Linked DNA regions of Mus musculus: region 2 is linked to region 1. The links are chromatin loops, found by intact Hi-C in ENCODE. Cell type or tissue: heart. All regions are shown on one strand. Links, peaks and the distances in the headings refer to the core of each region. The heading gives the core; the rest is flanking DNA.

The links. A loop is a pair of places that touch in the nucleus more often than their neighbours do. Peaks named below come from ENCODE experiments on the same cell type or tissue, not always from the same donor. Only the 100,000 strongest peaks of a DNase experiment are listed, where the experiment ranks them.
Region 2: it touches region 1 in a loop (2.0-fold over the local background); 1 of 42 quality-filtered maps calls a loop at or near these places.

What each region holds. Positions count from the first base shown.
Region 1 is chr9:70,846,037-70,850,430 of GRCm38, reverse strand. The region is part of intron 1 of Lipc (lipase, hepatic); the gene reads left to right. Among named protein-coding and RNA genes, the nearest start is that of Gm32017, 66 kb to the left of the region's middle. In heart, for the core only: a CTCF peak has its summit at 2,791; DNase peaks (open chromatin) are centred at 1,933 and 2,550; H3K4me3 peaks cover 724 bases; H3K27ac peaks cover 2,136 bases.
Region 2 is chr9:70,940,367-70,944,760 of GRCm38, reverse strand. The region is part of intron 2 of Gm32017 (a long non-coding RNA gene); the gene reads right to left. It also overlaps a transcript of Lipc not described here. Among named protein-coding and RNA genes, the nearest start is that of Lipc, 7.8 kb to the right of the region's middle. In heart, for the core only: no CTCF peak of the experiment used is centred there; DNase peaks (open chromatin) are centred at 1,680 and 1,930.

The sequences.
Region 1 (4,394 bases), core at 328-4,327:
AGATTGAAGATAATTTTTCCCACATTTTTTATTTGATATTTTCTTCATTTACATTTCAAATGCTATCCCAAAAGTCCCCTATAACCTCCCCCGGCCCCGTTCCCTACCCACTCACTCTCACTTCTTGGCCATGGCGTTTCCCTGTACTGGGGCATATAAAGTTTGCTAGACCAAGGGGTCTCTCTTCCCAGTGATGGCTGACTAGGCCATCTTCTGCTACATATGCAGCTAGAGACACGAGCTCTGGGGGTACTGGTTAGTTCACATTGTTGTTCCACCTATAAGGTTGCAGACCCCTTCAGCTCTTGGGTACTTTCTCTAGCTCCTATATTGGGGGCCCTTGTGTCCCATCCTATAGATGACTGTGAGCATCCACTTCTGTATTTGCCAGGCACTGGCAAAGCCTCACAGGAGACAGCTATATCAGGGTCCCTTCAGCAAAATCTTGCTGGCATATGCAATAGTGTCTGCATTTGGTGGCTGATTATGGGATGGACCCCCAAGTGGGGCAGTCTCTGGATGGTCCATCCTTTCATCTTAGCTCCAAACTTTGTCTCTGCAACTCCTTCCATGGATATTTTATTCCGTATCCTAGGGAGGAATGAAGTATCCACGTGTTGGTCTTCTTTCTTGATTTCCTTGTGTTTTAGAAGTTGTATCTTGGGTATTCTAGGTTTCTGGGCTAATATCCACTTATCAGTGAGTGCATATCAAGTGACTTCTTTTGTGATTGGGTTACCTCACTCAGGATGATATCCTCCAGATACATCCATTTGCCCAAGAATTTCATAAATTCATTGTTTTTAATAGCTGAGTAGTACTCCATTGTGTAAATGTACCATATTTTCTGTATCCATTCCTCTTTTGAGGGACATCTGGGTTCTTCCAGCTTCTGGCTATTATAAATAGGGCTGCTATCAACATAGTAGAGCATGTGTCCTTATTACCAGTTGGAACATCTTCTGGGTATATGTCCAGGAGAGGATCTAGCAGTAGTACTATGTCTGAAGATAATTTTGGTTATTTCTCCTTATATTTTAAGGAAGGTTTCTCCCCCATTTTAAAAGTTTTCCACAATAAATCTTTAGTCCTTTTGAAATTAAGGTTTAAAACTAAATGGTTTTTAGTTTTAAGTTTTGCCTTGTTTTATTTGCTTTCTAAAAGAGTCAGAAGCCAGGACACAAGTTAAAAAACAAGCTATGTTAGGAGGGAATGACCAGGGCAAACTGGGTGTGCCAATCTGTTTGGGAATCCCACAGGGATCAAAGCCAGGGAAATGACATCTCTAGGTCCCTATCTTTTAAGGTGACCAGACTTTTTATGGAGTCCCAGACTTGTGGCACCCATCTTAAAGTGGCCTCTTTATGATGTTGGAGACCCAGCTGCAGGAGAAGCATCCTACTCTCTGGCTCTGAGTATATACTGGAGGCCACAAGCAGAGGGAAGAAAGATGAAATCCTGGTCCCTGTCCTTATGGTCAATGTAAGCAAGCTAGGCAGTCTTGACAAGATGACCTGCCACAGTGAGGGTCATTTTATAAACGTGGAACAAACAACACTCCACCTTTCAGCTCCTTTAAGGCAAGCAAAACACCAAAAATTAAATTAAATAGAATAAAAATATGGAGAAAGGGAAACGCAAAGCATCATGGGAAAAGCAAAACTCCCATCTCAAAGGCTGTTCCACTTTCTGCAGCCCCCTGCTACAGAGGAGCGCAATTGTTCATTGGGCACGGACCCAGGTTCCACACACCACACTCAGAATCAAGGAGTTCGTTTAACCAGCACTGAATAGATTACAGTTCCTCTGAAATCCCACATCCCTTTCTGCCAAGAAGCTGTTTTGCAAGCTGACACTCCCTTGATGTGAATCTGTAGCCCGCCCACTTCACTGAGAAAACAATTTTAGATCAACCCTGTTCTAGACACTTGCTCCCAAGGACAAGCTGGCAGAGATTGTGCGGGCTTCAACCTTTCTGAGCTCTTTGATGATCAGAAACGAGGAACAATACTAGAACAAGTGTTATTAATACAAATAGTCTCAACAATCTTCAAAGTGGATCCCGGGCTCCCTAGGAGGCAGGGCTCACTCAGAGCTGGCCTCTTTTGCCCTGACTCCTATTAGATGGCTAACTCCCAGAAGAAGAAAAAAAAAAAAAACAAATAGTCCTCAGAACAATGGAGGGAAGTGCTAAAAACCAAAGGTGAGGAAAGAAAAGGAAAAGGAAGTCGATAAACGGAAAAGAGAACCGAGGACTCAAAAACCAACTGCAGTTAGCATGAGCCTTGTTTGAAAACAAGAAAAGAATAAGGTTCTCTAGCAAAGCAGCCCTCGGAAAGAAACCCCCTTAATTCACTCTCCTAGAGTTAAGAACCCAGAAAGACCCCCAAGGCAGCTGGAGCCTCAGCCTTGGCTCCGCCCACAGCAGCCTCTGCACTGGGATCCTCCCGGAATCCCTACCCTAGGCATAGCTTCATGGCTCTAGGGTGTGGCAGGTGGGGCTTTCTGTTTCCAAACCTCCGAGTCATTTTCTTCTGGGTAAACAAACATCTCCTCTGGCTTTGCCAACCTCACCCTGCCAGAAAGTCATCGTGCTAAATTAGTAGTGTTTCAATCAAGTCTGTGACAAGCTGGTGACAGATTGGGAGAGGGTGAGTGAAGCAATCAGATGTTGTTATGGGAAAGAGGCAGAGGAGAGAAGAATAACAGGGGCTTAGCAAACATGCTTGTCCGAGTGGCCCGGCTACCAGCTGAACACAGAGAGTGTGGCGCCTGTTTGTGGTTGGAACAAGCGGCTTAGCCTTCCGAGCCGCTGCTGCTGTGGACCTGTTAAAGCTGGGTGGCCTCCATTTCGTTGTACTCTAAATAATACAAATTTCAATAAAACAAGTAAGAGGCTGGGTGATAGAGAACGCTTTTAGATCCAGCACCTCGGAGGCAGGGGCAGGTAGATCTCTGAGTTTATGGTCAGTCTGGCCTTACATATCAAGTTCTAGCTCAGCCAGGGCTACATAGTGAGACCCTGTCTCAAACAAAAAAGATAGAAAAAAAAAAGAAAAGAAAAGAAAAAAAAACTAAAACTAAAACAATTATGAGGAGCTTCCACAAAACTGGAAATAGTGTTGATGCTGCAAGAAGTGTTTCCTTGACTTTGGTTAGTTAGTTAGTTAGTTAGTTAGTTAGTTAGTTGAGTTGTTTGTTCATTTGTGAGTTGGTTGGTTGCTTTTTGGTTTTGGTTTCTCTGAGATCAGGTCTTCTGTGGCAAAGACTGGCTTTAAACTCTTAAGTGGCCAAGAATGACCTCGAACTTCTGATCCCCCTGCCTCTTGAGTGCTTTACTTTCACATGTGAGCCACGGTGGCCAGGTTTATGTGCTGCTGGGAATAGAACCCAGGGCTCCATCCATGTTAGGAAGTGCTCTACCAACTGAGCTTCGACCCCGCACTAGAAATGGAGTTTCCTATTGTTTCAACAAGTGTTACATTCTGCTCTAATTTGCCCTCACTTCAAGAACAAGAGAGTAAGACAGAGAGGTAGGAAGGGCAACTATCTGGCTCAGTAAATAAAAGAAGTTAATGGACAAACACGCACTGTGTATTTGTTTCTAAAGTCTCTGTAACGAAATGCAAATTAAAACAGGAAGAAACACTTGAGGCTGCGATGTATGTGTTTGGTGGAACCTAACTATTGAAAGATACAAGTTCTTATGGGTTTCCTATTTTAAAATTTTATTAACTTTATTTTATGTGTGAGTGTGTCTGTGGAGGGCATCCGAAGGTATTAGATTCCGTAGAACTAGAGTGAGCCACTGTGTGGGTGCTGGGAATCAAACCCAGGTCTTCTGAAAGTATAAAAGGTGCTCTTAACTGCAGAGCCATCTTTCTAACCCTTTCTCTTTAAATCTCTCATTCACCCAGCAAATACTGAACACTAGCTATGGTGTCAGGACACACTCATACCTTTAACATGTGCCTCTCTGGGTAGACCTTCATCAGAATCAAACTTTATCGGTGTGAAGTAAAAGTGATCTATATGTACTATATAAATACAGTCCATAAAGGGAAATTCAGAGCCAGATGGGCAATGTACCTTTCTGAGTGTCAAATAGTGGGTTTCTGGGAGAGTCTGAGTGAGGTCTGAATAAGAATGGCGAGGTAGGGTTAAACTGGAAGATATTTTGGAGACAAAAATGAACAGGCGTTGAAAACTGATTCAAAGTTTGACAAGGGAGGAATGGGATCAAGAATACCTGAAGTTTGAGGCTTCGGGTGTCAATCACTAAGCTGAAGAAAGATAGCATGAGGAGGTGGCCCCAAGGGGGAATAAAATATGTCAGGTGCTGTGGGCCCTTTCTGTAGAGCGGCTGGCATTGCTGTAGGCTCGCCAGTATCTCG
Region 2 (4,394 bases), core at 310-4,309, 94 kb before region 1:
GTGACGCTCACAAAATTGAAAAAAACCCTGTTTACCAGCCCTTAGGGGGGATTTTAACTTTCTTAGCAGGGAAGTAATTGAAAGGGTGGCACTGTCAAAATTAGCACTACTAAGGACTTTTTTCAAAGAGGGAAAATATTTCTATCAAATGTTATAAAGATCATAAATAGCTAATTCAAATTTGTAGAATAAATGTCAAGATCACAAAAGACAAATGGGTAGAAGAACAGGACCATGCCCACAAGGGAAACACAGTTGGTAATAAACATGGTGCAGAAGGATGAATTCACAATAAAAATCACAGGCATGTAAACGAGGACATCTGAAGAGGATGATTTACGTATTCTTAAAGAACAACAGGAAAACACCGAATGCTAACATCTCCTGGGAGAGAGTTGCCCAGAGGTTGCCTCATATATTCACTGGTAAGCCTGACCTCACCCATTTACCAAAACTGTCACCGCTAAGAATTCACCCTCAAGAAGTAATTCAGCAAAATCAAAATGGTCTCTCAGCATCTCCGTGATTTCCAGATGCTAAAATGTCCCCTAGAGGAATCCCATCTACACTCCAGACTTCTGTCCTCAGGGATCTGCAGGGACAAACCAGGACAAAGCAGATTTCCCTGGGAGGAAAATAAGGGATCTGGAGGGGACATTAGATCAAGGAGAGGGGGCAGCAGGGAAAAGGGGAGCCACAAAAGGGAGTGTCAGTTGTCTGAGGTGAACTGCCACAGGATCAGATGGGAAACACTAGTCACTTCAGACACAGGGGTGTTTCATACACACACACACACACACACACACACACACACACACACTTTCATGCCTTGTGTGCTGGTTAGCATGAAATGCCCGTGAACCATCACCAAATAGAACCACCTGAGAAGAGGGTCTCAATTAAAGGAGGGCCTGCATTAGATTAGCCTGTGGGCATGTCTTAGGGCGGGAGTGTCTTAAGAGTTGATTGATGTAGGAGACTCATCCCATGGTGGGCAGCATCATTCCCTAGGCAGGGGTCCCTAAACTGTATGAGAATGGAGAAAGCTAGCAAGCAGACAGCAGGGATGTGTTCACCCTCTCTGCTCTTGACTGTAGCCGTGCTGTGAGAAGCCACGTGAGTTCCTGCTTTGACTTCCCTTCAAAGATGGCTCGTGAACATGGCCTGGAGCTACAGCCTCTTTCTTATCTATGGTCAGGCAGAGTAAACCCTTGCTGAGTGCCCTCTCCTCCCCACCAGCCTTCAAGCTTCTTCGGGAGTCATCCCCCAGTTTCCACATTGAAACTGAGTCTGATCGGTCAGTCCACGTAGGCACCCTGCTAAGAATTCCCCTGAGATTGAAGGAATCCCCATCTATCTAACCCAAAGAGAAAACACAAACTCTCAGAAGCAGATATGTTAGATTTTTGATATTGTGACAGTTACCTCGGAGAAACAATTTAAAACGAGGAAATGTTTGAGCTGGCTGGTGGTTTTAGGAGTTAAAGCGCATGCTCAGCCTGTTCCTGCCACTGCACTGAGGCAGGGGATCATTCTGAAAGGGTGTGGTGGGGCAAGTTGTTCAGCAAATGATGTCCAGGAAGCAGAATGTCGTCAGTCTGTGTCAGTAAGTACTTCTCTTCCTTTGAATCCACTCCCTCTGTGCCTCCGGTCTCCAGCTCACATTCAGGGTGAGTCTTTCCCTTTAGTTAATGGCCTCAGAAATGCCCTCACAGATACCCAGATGTGGACCTTAGGAATGCCCTAGGTGCTTCTCGATCCAGTCAAATTGACAGTCAAGATGAATCACTGAAGCAGTTCCATGCCAACTCCTCTTGGGGAGGGGCTCTGGGGAGGGTCCAGCAAACAGTTCTCTCTAGTGTTGGAAACATGATAGCAACAGGGCACACAACACATGCTACACTCTCTCCGCGGGACACAGTACACAGTGAGAGACCAAGAATAGACTGGCAGGGAAGTCCTGTATTACATCACTCTGGTGAGTCACCCACAAGCCTTCGTGCCCTATCCTAGCAACACTGGGAGGAGGCTCCAGGGTGGTTTCCACTCCCCCCAAATAATTGTTTTCTCAGATCATAAACTATAGAACTTAATGAAATGACTCACTTTTAGAGTTATCTGGTTGATGATAGTTAATGAAATTTACTCCAAAATCAAAAAGTAAATATTAGAGGTTGGGATTGTCCTAATTAGCTTCAGTAGACAATGTAACACAGCCTAGAGTTGTCTTCGAGGAGAGCCTCTCTTAAGAAATTGCCTTCAACAAATTGGCCTATGGGGTCTATGGAGAACTGTCTTGATGTTTTAATTGATATAGGTGGGCTCAGTCAACTTTGCACAGCACCATCCCAAGGCAAGTGGCCCTGAGCCTTTTAAGAAAGCTACCTAACCACAAGCCAGGGAATGAAGCACAGCATATGTGTGTAGGTCAGAAAACAGCTTACAGGAGTCAGTTCTCGCCTTCCACTATGTGGGTCCTAGGGATTGAACTCATGGCACAAGGCTTGACAGCAATTGTCTTTTCCTACTGAGCCATCCTGACGACCCTTGCTTTTCAAAGGTGCCCAGGTAAGATTTCTTCCAGTGGTTTCACAGGAAATCAGATGCCAAATGATGGCACTGGAGCATGTGCCTGCAGCACAGCCTCATTCTGTCTACTTCCTGTTAAACTCGAAGCTGCTTGGGACTTTGCTCTGAGTCCCACCCCTCCTACTGGATACATACATACATACATACATACATACATACATATATACATACAATTTCATAACATATAATTTCATCCTACTACCTACAATATCTGCATATTTTTCTACCATCAGCTGGTCTCCTGTGCCATTACAGGACTTACCTCTTTTACATAGTTGGGAAAAGGCTGTAGAACTTGTTTTTATAAGAATGCATCTGATATATGCATGTGCTCAAATGTGTGTGTGTGTGTGTGTGTGTGCTCGCATGTGTGTGTGTGTGTGTGTGTGTGTGTGTATTACAAAAGACACAATTCCATTTTTAAGACCTTAGATGTGTGTGGAAATCTCACAAATAAGTCCTACTCTATTTAACAAAAGTGTTCTCGTTGTATGAACTTTAGAATCAAACCTACAGAGTTCAAATCCCTTTCCACCTCTGACTACAGCAAGGATTTGGGTACTTCTGTAATCTGTTTGCCTTTCATCTTTGCCCATCTATAGAAGGGTAATAATGCCTGCAACCAGGACTCTCCCTGAAGCTCAGATGTACTCGAATAGAGTCTGGCATTGGGCAGACAATTCAGAAGTTGTCCCCTAAATTGTTAGCCCCTGTATTAAGCATCCCTGGAGATCAACTACTAACTTGAAATTGATTGCTGAGAATAAAAGGGAACAAATAGAAGCCAATTCCCAGCTTCCTGCAGCCATGAATTGCAGGTGCTAATCCTAAAAGGCCTTTGTGAGGATCTAAGTCACATGGCATGTAGACCTGCTGTCACAGAAAGGCATGGGCCATTTCTATTTGACACCCAGGGTGACAACAAACTCCTCAGAATGAATGCCTGGTGGTCAGGAGCCTGGAGCCTAGGAAGAGAGCCAGTGGCCCCATGCTGGCTTCCTGCTTAAACTCTTGGTTTGACCCCATCAGACACAGCAACCTGTGCCTCAGTTGGTCTCTGAAGGACCCAGTACCCCAAGCACAAGCAGCACTCACTCAGATAAAAAATGCAGAGAAGGTGTGCCACAAAGTCTATACCATGTCCTCGCTCTTTCAAAGAACCCAGAAAGCCCAAGGGAACAGCAATCGTCACTGCTCAAAGCAGCGGGGACATCATCCACTCCCCTTTGCTTCTAAGTGTAACACAAAGAGCTAACATTCTCCTGGGGCTGTGCAAATCATAAAATGCTTCACTGCTACGCTACATAGGATCTACACCAGTGCTTCTCAACCTTTCTGATGCTGCGACCTTTGAATACAGTTCTTCATGTTGGGGTGACCCCCAACCATAAGACTAGTTTCATTGCTGCTCCATAACTGTAATTTTGCTGTTGCTATGAATCCTAATGTAAATATCTGATATGCAGAATATCTGGTATGTGACACCCCCCCCCCCAATGGGTCACGACCAACAGGTTCAGAACCACTGGTCTAACCCCAAAAGCAAACTGCCGGAACTTGGAGGGTTGGAGCTGTCCCTCTGTTTTTTTCTGGTTGTTTCACATCCACAGCTGGAATCCTGATAGGAGGAGTCAGTTGTCTGACCCAGCCTGAGATGTCTACAAAGGAGCTTAGGGAGGGGGTTCCAGCCCAACCCTCCTTCAGTGCTAAGGGGGTGGGGGGAGATGGTTTACAGAATTCACTTCAGTTCACACAACCAGTTAGAGGACAGCTGATATGAAGACACGCCTACTCACCAGGGTGAA